2 separate regions of the Homo sapiens genome follow, and region 2 is linked to region 1. A link is a loop called in an ENCODE intact Hi-C map of the cell type or tissue named here. Cell type or tissue: heart right ventricle. All regions are shown on one strand. Each heading gives the region's core, and the rest is flanking DNA. Links, peaks and the distances in the headings are about the cores only.

The links. Hi-C counts contacts between places; a loop is a spot of excess contacts. Peaks named below come from ENCODE experiments on the same cell type or tissue, not always from the same donor. Only the 100,000 strongest peaks of a DNase experiment are listed, where the experiment ranks them.
Region 2: a loop joins it to region 1, with 3 times the contacts of the local background. A loop is called at or near these places in 15 of 110 quality-filtered maps.

The regions. Positions count from the first base shown.
Region 1 is chr1:182,672,158-182,680,765 of GRCh38, forward strand. It overlaps RGS8 (regulator of G protein signaling 8), which reads right to left. Exons shown (of 8, transcript NM_001102450.3): 2 at 662-775. Among named protein-coding and RNA genes, the nearest start is that of RGS8, 8.1 kb to the right of the region's middle. In heart right ventricle, for the core only: no CTCF peak of the experiment used is centred there; a DNase peak (open chromatin) is centred at 2,705; H3K27ac peaks cover 2,982 bases.
Region 2 is chr1:182,782,665-182,787,664 of GRCh38, forward strand. No RefSeq gene overlaps it. Among named protein-coding and RNA genes, the nearest start is that of NPL, 4.6 kb to the right of the region's middle. In heart right ventricle, for the core only: CTCF peaks have their summits at 47, 2,094 (motif pointing left), 2,300 and 4,204 (motif pointing left); a DNase peak (open chromatin) is centred at 4,209.

The DNA.
Region 1 (8,608 bases), core at 133-5,132:
TGAGCTAAAAATCAAGTGTCCAGGGGACCCTCTTCTAATGAGCCCCGCTGCTGGCTGAAGGTTGGCTGCTGCACCGGGAGTGGGGAGCGTAAAGATCTTGCCCCAGACAGCTGCTGACAGCAGGAGCCACTCCAAATCAAATCTCCTAATGAGCCAGGAGGAGGGGGGCTGTCTTGCTGGGTGTGATGTGATGTGATAAATGCAGAGAGCAAGAAAGCTACAGGGCAGGTCACACATCTAAATTCCACCCCCTTTCTCTCAATTTCTATTGTGCTGCACTACCAAGCCAAACCACACAGCCCTGAAATTAGCCCTCTCTGCCACATCTCAGCTGTGCCCCTTACTCTACAGAGGCATTTCTCCCCCAGCTCATCTCCACTCCCACCCTAACCAGTGCCAACCACACCACTCCCCACTTCTTAATGAGAAATTTCCACCTCCTCTGCCTTCCCAAACATGCATATTTCCAACTCTGTGCTCCTGCCTCTCACCTGGTTTTTCCTACAGTAGAAACTCACCTCTCTCCCTCATCCATCACCTAGCAACTTCCCCCTACTTGCATTTGTTATGGAGTGAGACTTTTCCTTTTGTTCTGCCCGATCTGCACATGATCCCTATTTTTCTGTCTTTTCCATTTCTTTCTTCTTTCAAACCTCCTTACCCACATGGGTCTTCACACTGCCTGCTTCAGTTCCAGAAGGAGGACTCTCTTCCTGCTTGCCCTAGTGTAGTGGTTCTCCAAGCGTGGTCCCTGAACCAGCAGTGTCAGCATCACCTGAGAAGTATCAGAAATGCAAATGTTCAGGCCCCACCCCTAGACCTACAGAATCAGAAACTCTGGGGACAGTAATCAGCCTTCCAGGTGACTGTGATGCATGCTAAAGTTTGCAAACCGCTGCCCTGGGAGAAAGCTTGTCTTCTCGTTATGCTCTAGGTCCCTAAGGTTGAGTCTACACTCCCACTCAGGAACTAGCTCCAAAGACACATAGCCTTTGCTGCAAACCGTTTCTGAAACCCAGAAGGCAGGAGAAATCTCGACAGAAAGTGATGGCTTTATAATAATGGAAATGAATTCGATTTTTTAAACCTTTTTAAATGTATAAAGCATTTTCATGTATTGTCACTCAACAATCCTATGCCACAGTCAGAGAGGGTATTATTATTCCCATGTTACAGATGAAAAAACTGAGGCCAGAAAAGGTGATGTACCTTTATCAAAGCAACCCAACATGCCAGAGGAGGCACAAGGACCAGAATTTGAGTCTTATGACTCTAACAGCAGAGCTCTTTCTACTATATCATACCAGGACCCAGTCTTTCTGGGCAGATCTATTGGTGCATAACCTGAATTCTCTCGGTGAAATGATTCTGCCACAACTACTCATTGTCTGTTGATAAGATGAAATAAAAATTCTGATGCTGCCTCCACAGTGACTCATTGTCTCTTTCTGATATCGTCCACAGTGCCCCTCTATTAAAGAAAGGGAACTTTGTGTTATAAAATAAGATGCAAAAGAAAAGTTTCTCATTTCTTATTACCCCTTTCTTGAACCCTGTTGCTAATTGGGGTTTAGAACTTAAGCAGAAAGAGAACCCTTCATTTCTGGACATTTTCTTGGTACACGGCACCATAAGAAACTTGTACACAGATAAACTGGTGAATAAAAGCCCATTGATAAGCACTCCCCTAATTCAAGATATGTTTATAGAATAAGGTGAATCCACATAGCTAATGTTTAATGAGCAGTTAGTATGTGCCAGACACTATGCCAAACATCGTATTTGAGTTATCTATTTAATTTTCAGAACAAATTTACAAAGCCAACACCTTTATCATCTCCCTTTTACAGATGGAGAAACAGAGACGCGTCATTTAAAAGTGGCAGAGCTGGTATCTAGCACCAAACCTGATGCTTCCAGCCTCTGCTCTACTCCTTGCTTTAACACAAAGGTAGTGCCATCATAGGACACTTTCTACCAGCACTAAAACAGCGGAACAAAGGCCTCCTCCAAATCTCACGCTGCCCCGGCCAGTGTCCACGGGGTAAAGGCCCCAAGGAAAGAGAGCAGGGCTGCAAATGGGCCTGAGTCGCAAGTGGAAGCTAATCAATATTAACCAGGCATCAGAATCTTCAATTAGCCTTTGGGAAAATAATATAGTCACAAGAAGTCAATAAGTCCAATGTTTAAAAAGAGCTATAGTAAACAAGAAAAATGTAAAAGAAAGAACAGGAATATAAAGAGCAGAGGGACAAAAGTGTGTGGACATGAATAACACAAGGAAACGGAACATTAAAACTAGTCCAAGCTTTTTTTTTCTAATCAAAACACTCCTAAATGCCAAAAAGTAATCACAGAGGACCATAGTTTGAGAAGTACAGACGTAGTGCAGGCCCCGCTTACAAGAGGACACCAGCATAATCTTCCAAAGAGGCCAGGGCATAATTTCAGGGAGGAGAATTAAGCTGAACCTAAAGTAAAGCATTCTAGCATCGTCTTCTTTCCTGAAACAAATAAACAGAAAAGGCAAGCAGAGTTAAGTGCTCGTGAGAAAGGAATTCATCACCTTGGACTCTACATTCCCCAGGCTTAGAGCTCTGGCCCAGGAATGTAGAGCTCTGGGTTCTTTTCCAGCTACTGCTCCTGACTTGCTAGCTGCAGTTGGCACAGGACATCTCAACTGGCCACAACTCACGTTTCTTACAGGAACACAGTGATTGCAAGCCCTGCTCCTGCCTCTGGGCTGTCCTGCCCGCCTCTGAACTTCCCAGTCTATACTCACTCCTCTTGGGAAGCCCTGCCCTCTCCAGGCACCCACCACTCCTCTCCAGAATCAGTGCTTCAATCTTGCCTCTTCAGCTCTAGGCCGCTTTTCCAGAGGTTTGCTGGACAGTTCCTCACATCTCAGACCCTGCACACTATACTCTTCTCTAAACAGACCCTGCATGCTATACTGTCTCTAAACAATCACTCTCCCCCATCCTCCATTCCTGCTGGGCTCCCTGTGCTTACTTGTGACATTACTCTGCCCAAGTCCCACAAGGGACCCTAAGCCTAACCCTAACCCCAACAAGTACAGACATTTCTGGCTTCTTTTTCTCCATTCCCTTCCTAAATTGGTTTTTAAATCTTGTCATATTTTTGAAGTATTTCTCAACTTCATTTCCTCCCATCCATTGATGCTGCCATATGAGAGGTTATTCAACCCCCAGCACCTGCACAACCTCCTGCCCTCTCTTAAATAACTGATCTCCCTGCCCTCATTTCTTTCTCTGCCCACCCACAAACCTTCTTGCACACTACACTACCACCAGAGTACCACTGAACAGATACCATAAAGTGGATCATCTGTGCAATCATCTTTGATGGGCTCCATTGCACCTCCTTGTCCTGCCTGACAATGAGTTTGTCCCGTTTGCCTATCCAGGTTTTCTATCCCACACACATGCATGATTCCTCTGCTGTCCCTTCTGCCCGGAATGTCCCCACCCTTGATCTGCCTATTAACTCTCAGCTTCTTCCCTAAACCCATTACCTCAAGCTAAAAATTCTCCTTTCCAAACCTTTTTCAGAATTCTCCCAATCAGAAGGAACCCCCTCCATCCCAATAGCACCACCTTGCTGTAAGGCCCTCTGACAGCCCACATCACAGGCATAGTTTATTCTTAAGATTTATATTTTCTGAGCCTCTCAACTGACTGTGTGCTCCAAAAAGACAGACTCTTTTACTTACTCTCCTTACTATTAATTCTCATTAACTCACAGAGAGCAGGTGTTGAGTAAATGTCGGCTAAATTTGATTTTGAGTTCGTGAAAAAAAAATCTGAAAAATCGCCGAGGATTCTTTATGGTAGAAACATGTTAGACTTCTGCAGCCTTCTGGTCAAGACTGAAGTCAACAGAATGCTAATGACACTCAGGGTCAGCTGCACAGGTACATAAGGCATTTGCAAACTAACCCAATAGCCTGGTCAGGGCAGTGTGGAATTCATCAAGAGCAAAAGGAGCACCTGGCATTGTCACACAGGCCATGAGAATGTAATTAAATTGAAGATAAAGGGAGTTTAAATTTGCAATATAATATTTTAAAAAGCCACGAGAGTGGAGGAGGTTTATTGCCAAATGCCCCTGTGTGTTTATGTAATCAACATACCACCTAGGATAATACCACATTTAAAGCTTTTAATAAAACAGTCATTTGGATATTAGATTTGAATTCTGGTCAGCATGCTAAAGCTCTTCCGTAAATCTTTTAAAAGCAATTTCCACTTCGTAGCTTCCTAGTAACAGTAGAAACATGAATCAACATATGCTGCATTGATTTAGGGTTTCCATGGAAACCGGAAGGACACATGGAAGGGCAGGACAGAAGGAGGTCACTTGGCCCAAAATTCTACTTTAAAAAATGCACCTCTATCTCATTCCTCTGAGCATTAGCAGCCTCATTTCCTGTTCATCAGTTCAAGCATCCACATATTTAATTTGTAATAACGCTGCTCAACTCCTCATAAGGAACATCAGAGGGGACATGGAGAAAAGTCAGCAGCTGAAGCTGTGTGCCCATGAGGTTTTCAAAGAAAACCAAGAAGCACAGGATTTGGAATCAGAAGAAAGGGCCTTTGGTACTAACTCTGCAATTAACTAGCTCCATGACACTAACTACTTCTACTAGCTCTGTGACCACCAACGAACATCACCAAGACATTTCAACTTCAATTTCCTCATCTGTAAAACACAAATTAACACACCTGCCCGGTCTATTTCTCAGGGCGATTATATGCAAAGAAATGAGAAAGTCTATGGGGGAAATGCCCTGTAAATTCCAGTACATCACACCCTATTATTATATTTGAAGATGATCTTGGCTTCCCTTTAAATGGAATTTTGCCAGTGAGCAAGGAGATGAAAAAAACAAAAAAAAAGTTTCCTAATTTAGTGGAGATTAGACTGACTGGAAAAGAAAGTGTGGTGGATTTGACAGCCCTGAGCTTCAACCCCAACTCCGTAATTTTCCAGATTAAGGGCAGATCCAGAACTGTGGGCAAGCTACTCGCCCTGTCTGAGTATCATTTTCATCATGGATAAAATGAAGATAATAACAATAGCAATGTCATAGTCTCGTTATAAGGATTGAATTAGATAATGTAATGCAGTCTTCATCACAATTCTTGACAAACGGCAAATAGCTGTTCTGTGTGAGCCACTTTTATCATTATTCGTAGTCTTTTCAACTATATTTTATCATCTGTAAAATGGTAATTAAATTTCCTACTACTTCCTCATTTTACATAGAGGATTACTTAGATGTCTGTTCAGCTATTTAATAAGCTGTTTGGGGAAAGGTGCTATATAAATAGAATGCCATTATTTAAAGTTTCACTTTTTTACCACCTGCTCAGCGAGGTGAGACAAAAATGTATAAGATAGCACATCTGTAATGATTCTCCAGCTGCTCAGTGGCTGGGGGTTACGTAAGTCTCTGTTACCTTTCTCATTTCCTTTTGTTCCTCTTGAGCATTCATTTGTCTCCTCACTGCTCACTGCAGGGTTTTCCTCTTGCCAGCCTCTTTTCTTTATTCACTACTTTATACTCCCCCTTCTAAGTGTGTCTAGAAAGAAATTTCAAAGTTAAATTTTGGAGGCTTTGGTGTCTAAGCCTGCGATTCTTCCTTAGGTCTCCTCAAATGAAATGGTATAGCAACAGCAAAGGAAATGAAACAAAATCAGGAGATGTTAGAGGATTACACAGTGCTGCCTCGCAGACAATGGCCATCAGGGTTAAAAATAAAGCTGAAGAAACACCTCAGCCAAATGTAATACATGGACTTTGTGTTGAATCCTGATTCAAATGTAAAATTTTAAAAATAATACAGTGCAATTGAGAAAATCTAAACACTGATTAGATATTTAATAGTATTAAGACATTATCGTTATTTTTTAGTGCAATTTTGATATTGAGGCTTTTTTAAGAGACCTTATCTTTTAGAGGTATACTCTGAAATATTTATAGTTGAAATGATATGCTATCATGAACAGCTTCAACATCATCTTGGGTGGGAAGCTGGGTGGTAGGTACGTAGGGACTCATTGTTCTGTTCTCTTGACTTGTGTATATTTGAAATTGTGCCTACAATGTGTGGCTTCAGTAAAATAAGCCAACAAAGTACAAGAAAACTGAAATACAGAAGGAGGAGACTATTTGAATGGAACTTGATTTTCTGTACATTTTCCATTGTAAGTTTTTCTCCCCTTGAATAAATCCATTTTAAGAAAAGTCTATTATTTTATGCCTAGGGAGCAGGTGCTAAAATTCACAGAGGTTTAGAGTGGGTATAACTCCTAGACATCACCTACAGAAACTAAACTTTGAAGACTTTGTCCAATGTCACATTTCTTAGAGGCATAGCCAGGACTCCAACTCAGAGTTCCTGGATGGAATCCAGCCACATCCTTTGTTCCCACTGCTGAGCTGCCCATCTATACAGGCAGAATTCAGGGCCATATGTTAACACTGGACAAGGAGAGAAATGATGGCCTGTTTGCTCACCTCCACAGCCCTTCTCTGTTCCTACTATGATCACAGCCTTAAACACTGAACTCAGGTTTTACAAATGACCTTTCCAGTGGCCAACTAGTTTCTGTGAGGGCAGCTGAAGGGCAGGAAGGTAGAGTGGAGAGAGAGAGCTTATGCAACATACACAACTCTTCACACCCTCACAACCTGATCTCCTGTCCCATCAAGATCATCAAGGCCTCAGGTATGAAATACCTGGACCTCTTTTCACTTACTAACAACTCCTACTAATCTATCCATATTACACACACCCTGACCTCCTTCCAGCTGCCCTCAGATGTGTCTATTTAAGGTGAATTCTTCCTCCTGTGGCCTTCCACCTATTCTTTCCCATGGACCCTCCTTTATGAACTCTATCTTTATTTTCTCTTTCTCACATGTTATTCTGCACTTAACAAAAACAATGTTCATCTCTTTTATTTAAAAAAATTCCCCTTGGGAAACACCCTTGGGTGTTTCTCCTTTTATCAGCAAAACTGCTTGAAAGAGTCTCCTCTGCTTCCTCACTTCCTATCCCCTCCTAACCCCTTTGCCATTTGGCTTCCATTCCCACCATTCCCCCGAAACACAGCCTCCATACTGTGAGGTTCAAGTGGAAATGTTCCAGTACTTGTCTTTATGAACCTCTTTGCTGCCTTTGCCATGGTGACCATTCATTTCTTGGATCTCTCTCTTTTGACTTCCCAACATTACACTCCCCTGGCTGCCCTTCCCCTTGGTCTCCTTTGCTGGCTCCTCCTCCTCTGTCCACCCCATAAACACTGGTATTTTCCTTCCTCTCTAATCTTAGCTTCCTGCCTCTCTCACCTTGCATGCTACTTGGGCAATCTCATCCTTGCCCATAGTCCTAACTACATTGGGTATATTGACCATTTCTAAATATTTTTGTCCAACTCTAGCCCCTCTCCCATCATGTAGACACCAATAGCTCCCAATCATGTAGACTCCGATAGTCCTTGGGTTGCTGAACATACCCCTCAGATATCCTACAGGCCTAACAACTGCAAATATATCTAAATAATGGACACATCATATTCCCATCTTTTCTTGGCCCATTTTATCCGCCGCCCTCACCACGCCCACCTCCCACTCCACCCGCACCCCCTACACACACATATAAACCTTGGCTTCCTCTGGAATTGCTGATCTCAGTTTCTGGCACCACCATCTACTGAGTAACTCAAGCCAGAAATAGGAAAGTAATTACAGGCAACTCCCTTTCTCTCATCTCCTGTCGACAACCAATTACCAAATCATACTGATTAAATCTTTCATAGTTTTCAAATCTGTCTCCTCCCCTCCATCCTCGCTACCACTGCTCTGGCTCATGTCCTTACGGTCCTGGTTCACGTCCTCACAGTCTCTGGTCCCCATGAGACAGCCTATTTTCTTAAATTCAGCTCCAATCTGCAGCCATAATCACCTGGTTAGTCACAAACATGACTGCATTTCCTTCTCCTCAAAACCTTTAAGCCCTCCTACTCTAGGGATAAAGTTCCAGCTTAAGAAGGATCCTGATACACAAACACCCCAAGGTCTGGCTACCTTGAGAGTCACCTACCACTTCCCTGGCTTGTCCTTCAGGCCCCAATAACTCTACACTTTCCATAATCATGAGCACATATCACAGGGTTCCATGGCTTTGGGCCTCCTTTATTTCATTTCCTCTGCCCAGAATGTCCTTGATCTGAGTGAGTCCTGCTCATCCTCAAGCTGCACTTCAGGACGACTTCTCCAAAAGCCTCACCTGAACACCCAAGTTCAGGAAATGCCCTCTGTGCTCCTATGGCTTCCAGGCACACTTCTCTATGTCAGCACCTGGCATAGCTAGGTACCTGCAACTCTCTTCTCCTAACCAGATCCTAAGTTCATCAAGGGCAGAAAGCATGGGTTCATTCATTCATTCATTCATCTGACTAACATTTAAGTGTCTCCTATGTGCCAAGCAAGGTCCCAGGCATGGGTACATTACATTCCCTATGTACATTGCCTAGGTAAAAAACGTATTTTTCATCTCTACACCTCCAAAATGTA
Region 2 (5,000 bases), core at 1-5,000, 110 kb after region 1:
GAGTATTACCACTAATATAATAACTATTCTCATTAGGGCTGGTGTGTATAGGAAACCTAATTCTCCATATGCACAAAAGTTGTGGGAACACCAAAAAAAAAGCACTTATTTTCTGATCACAAGATTAAGCAGAGTGATGCCTATACTGGTTAATAATGGAATTGAGGTCTGGTAGGTGGAAAGACAAGAGGCCCAAGATAAGTAATAAAAGGAGACTCAGACACAGTGTTGGGGTTGGGGGCAACTGAGAGATGATGAGAGGGAGTTCAGCCAGGCCTTCCCTTCCCCTCAAACAGAGGGGCTTAAGAAGCTTAAGGAGAGCTCTCAGTGGAGGAGTCAGCAAAACGGAACTAAAGGAAATGGCCCTGAGGCTGGAGACAGGCTGGAGGCAAATAACTAGACAGAAATGTCCGCAAACAAATTCTAAAAATAAGACTTATCTCCTAAGCTAAACAAAATGAAAATCTACCTATGTGCACATAAATAGAATTCAAACAAAAAATAACCTTTCAAACAGCACTAAAGGGCACATTGAAAAATAAGTCCCTCCTGCCTCAGCCCCCTCAGGAAGCAGTTGGTGGCTGCCTGGCATGGTCTTGGAGTGCTGCCCCCCAGAGTCTTGACCGTCATTACAGGGTGAAAGCATAAATGTTAGGGGAACTCCAGGATCCCTAGAGCTCTAAAACCAGCATCCATCCCTGTGTGTCAGTGCTGAACCAGTTGTTAAATATTTTGAACATCACTGGTATCCTTCTAGAAATATGTGCACATATACAAGTATATCCCTACAACACCTCTTTTTTCCTTTTCATACAAATGGAAGAACTGAATAAAAAGCATTCCACATTTTGCCTTTTTTTGTGCCTACTTGGTCTATCTTTAAATGCATGAATATACATCGTATGTTTTTCTTTCAGAAATAACAGAATTTAGGTTACAGAGATAACAGAATACCTAAAACTGAGATATGGAGCACAGGAGTAACACGAGAGACTTTGGAATAACCTCTTGGAGCTTTTCATTAGGCACCAGTGAACCAGGCCAATGGCGACTGGGGAAACCACTCTGAAAGATGGAATCTGAGTGTGCTAGTCCAGGCTAACAGCGCCCTGCAGGCTTGGGCAAAAGGGAAAAGGAGGGACAAGATCAGTCACATTTGCCCAGGAGGGATCTAAGCTTCCTAGAGCCCTGACTCTTAGTGCCTAAATACAGCAGTTACCGAGAATCAAACCAGCCTCGGGTGGCACCAAGTTAAATTTCAAATTTCACACTCTGAACTTTTTCCAGGGAGTTTTTCCTTCATTCAAAAGAGATATAAAGTGAAGTTCTTCGTAAAAGACCTAAAATTTATTTCTCCTAATTGTCCCATTTTTACCTCAAATGCTGAAGGAAACATAGAGTTTTATTCATGAGAGAGAAAATACTTATAAACTAAACTTGAACTGGATTTTACAGTATATTCTACACATTGAAAAGTCAAGAGCACTAGGTGTACTCTTCTTACAGGTATGTTTATTTAAAAAACCCAAAGAACCAACCGGGCATGGTGGCTCACGCCTATAATCCCAGCACCTTGGGAGGCCGAGGTGGGAGGATCACGACGAGGTCAGGAGATTGAGACCATCTTGGCCAACATGGTAAAATCCCATCTCTACTAACATACAAAAAAAATTAGCTGGGCATGGTGGTGGTGTCCTCCTGTAGTCCCAGCTACTTGGGAGGCTGAGGTAGGGAAATCACTTGAACCCGGGAGGTGGAGGTTGCAGTGAGCGGAGATCACGCCACTGCACTCAGCAAGATTATGTCAAAAACAAAACAAACAAAAACAAAAACAAAACCAGTATGGGACAGGAGGCAAGTGTTAATTTTCCATGTCTCATTTCTGTTTCTATACAACATATTTTCATTATTTTAATATAAATGAGAGAGAGGCAGAGATTGAAGAAGAACATTTAAAACTGAGGGAGTAAACTGCACAGGAAGAGTACACAGAATGGGAGCAGAAAACTATTATCTAATACTTTTGTTGTTCCCTGATGTCCCCAGAAATTTTCAGTCTAGAAAGAGTCATAAAGGAGCAATTTCTGCTGATAGACTGTCACCTAGCGGTGGGTTTTTACCTTATTCATAATATAAGTGGCTGCTGAGCTTTGGAATGTTTTTAGAAAACATGCTCATTACTCCTTAAGATCTCCGGGGAACCTTTTACAATACTGTCACAAGCAGAATGTAACTCACTTTTGTGCTTCCCAAAGGTCTAATGTCCTTGTCGGCAATAGCTAAAACAGGTTGCACATCCTTCAAAAGGAAGTTTTGCCTCTGTAATTATTTGAATATTGTCAAAGAAGCCCTGTAGGCAAAATTAAGATTCGTAACTTTCTCTTCTGTTTACAACTCATAGCACCCTCAGTGTTCTCCTTGCTAATGGTCAAACTAGGCCCATATTTTCTAAAGTTTTCTCCATTTTTAGGTGGTGACAAAAGAGTGTATGTAACCCACTGGTCACATTGGCCTAGAGATACGATTCAGGACAAGGAAGTCACAAACTCAGCAACAAGACAATGTTCCCTAGATTTAATCTATGCCAGGAATCCATCCTGCTTGGTCACAAAGAGGCATTACAGTCCTCTTTGTCCAGTCCTTACTCTCTGTGTGATACCAGCCCTCTTGGCCAGGAGGGTTCCTACTGTTGCCTTAACCCTAGTCAACAGGGAGGCACCCTGCTCCCATCAGTGATAAAGTCTATGTTCAGGCGACAGAGCCAGCACATAGCTCTCTGTTATCAACATCCATTCTGCATGCCATACTATTTCAACCATTTATGCAGTATTGGCACTATATGTGTCACATGAAACAGAACAGATAGACCACATCCACACCAAGAAGTTGTGATCAGAAGGGAAAGCACTGGGTGTTATGAGGAGAGGTTGTCACCTACATTGGGAAGATCTGAGTGAGGTCCCTTTTAGGAAGGTTGCATCTGAGTAGAAGTCAGCCAGATGAAAAGCATCCTTGTCACAATGGAAAAGATAAATAAAATGTGGTATAGCCATACAATGGACATAAAAAGGAATGAAATACTAACTCAATCCACAATATGAATAAATCTTGAAAATGTTATGTATGCTAAATGAAAGAAGCCAGACACAAAAGACCACATAGCATGGCTGGGTGAAGTGGCTCATGCCTGTAATCCCACACTTTGGGAGGTCAAGGCAGGCAATCTCTTGGGCTCAGGGGTCTGAGACCAGCCTGGGTAACATAGTGAGACCTTGTATCTACAAAAAATAAATAGAAAATTAGCCAGATGCAGCACACGATTATAGTCCCAGCTACTTAGGAGGTTGAGGTGGGAGGATAGCTTGAGCCTGGGAGGTCAAAGGTACAGTGAGCTGTGGTCATGTCACTGCACTCTAGCCTAGGTAACAGAGTGAGAGCCCGTCTCAAAACACACACACACACACACACACACACCATATAATTCCATTTATATGAAATGTCCAGAATGGGCAAATCTATAGAAATAGATTAGTGGCGGCCAGGCACAGTGGCTCACGCCTGTAATCCTAACACTTTGGGAGGCTGAGGTGGGCGGATCACCTGAGGTTGGGAGTTTGAGACCAGCCTGACCAACATGGAGATACCCCGCCTCTACTAAAAATACAAAATTAGCCTGGCATGGTGGCGCATGCCTGTAATCCCAGCTACTCCAGAGGCTGAGGCAGGAGAATCACCTGGGAGCCAGAGGTTGTGGTGAGCCAAGATTGCATCATTGCACTCCAGCCTGGGCAACCAAAAAAAAAAGTAAGAAGAAAGAAAGAAATAGATTGGTGGCTGCTTATGGCTGGGGGTGGGGAGGGGGAAATAGAAAAATGAGTGACTACTAATGGCTAGGGTTTTATTGGAGGGAGTGATGAAAATGTTCTAAAATGGTGACACAAGTTGCACAATTCTGTGAATAGACTAAACTACTGAACTATTATACACTTAAATGAATTGTATCATAGTGAAATATATGTCAATAAAGTCGTTACTTAAAAATCTGGAGTCACAGATCTTAGGTTTAAGAATGCCAAATATGGAAGTATATCTCTTGTGTTCAACTCATTTTTTTCCTTCTAGCTCTTTCTCCTTAAGAACCCAGTAAGCATTCACTAAAGGGCTAAGCCAAAAGACAGCTGAGCATGGCCGCACTATGCTGCCCCCTCCTGGGATCCCAAAGGATCTTCTGAACCCAAGCTTATGCACAGGACTTTTCCCTTCTCAAGAGATGTCCCTCTCCTAGTTAGCACTCACGCTCAGAAGATAAACCCTAAAGGACAAGGGTTTTTGTCTCAGGGCCAGCAATCAGTTCAACTTCTATTCGTGGCCTGTTCCCTTCTCTGAAGACCTCTGGACTCTGATGAAAAAATAAACCCTACCTTTTCCATCAGCCCCATTGACACACCCATACAAGCCAGAATTTCCAGAAGTGACTCTCATACCCGGTTACGCATTCTTCACAGTGAATGGAACAGACTCTTGTCCACCTGTGGACAGACCTTTTACTGGAACACAATGGGTAACAACACTTCAAGATCCAACTTAGGTCTCCTTCCTTCATAAGTGTTCCGCAATTTAGCAGTGTTTCAGTTGTTGAAAACCCATTTTCTCTTTTCAGGTTAGTATAGCCTTACCAGAAGATAAGGGGAAACTTTCTGGGGGACCACCCCTCACCCACAGTCAGTTCAGGAGCCTGTGATGGGGGCATCACCTCCAGCTCCAAGGATAGAACATATGACTGTTCTGACCAAGTTCATTGCACCATATCTCCCAAGCTCTTTCCCCTGCACCAGTGGGTTTCAAATTTGAATTGTAGCAAACAAAATCTGATACAAAACCCTGACATACATTTGTTTTAAACAAAGAAGAGTTGATGGTAGTAATATTTCTAAATCTCACCCTCTTGGCCTGCACTTGGATAGACACTATGTCCTGCACTGTGGGAAAAACAAAGGAAT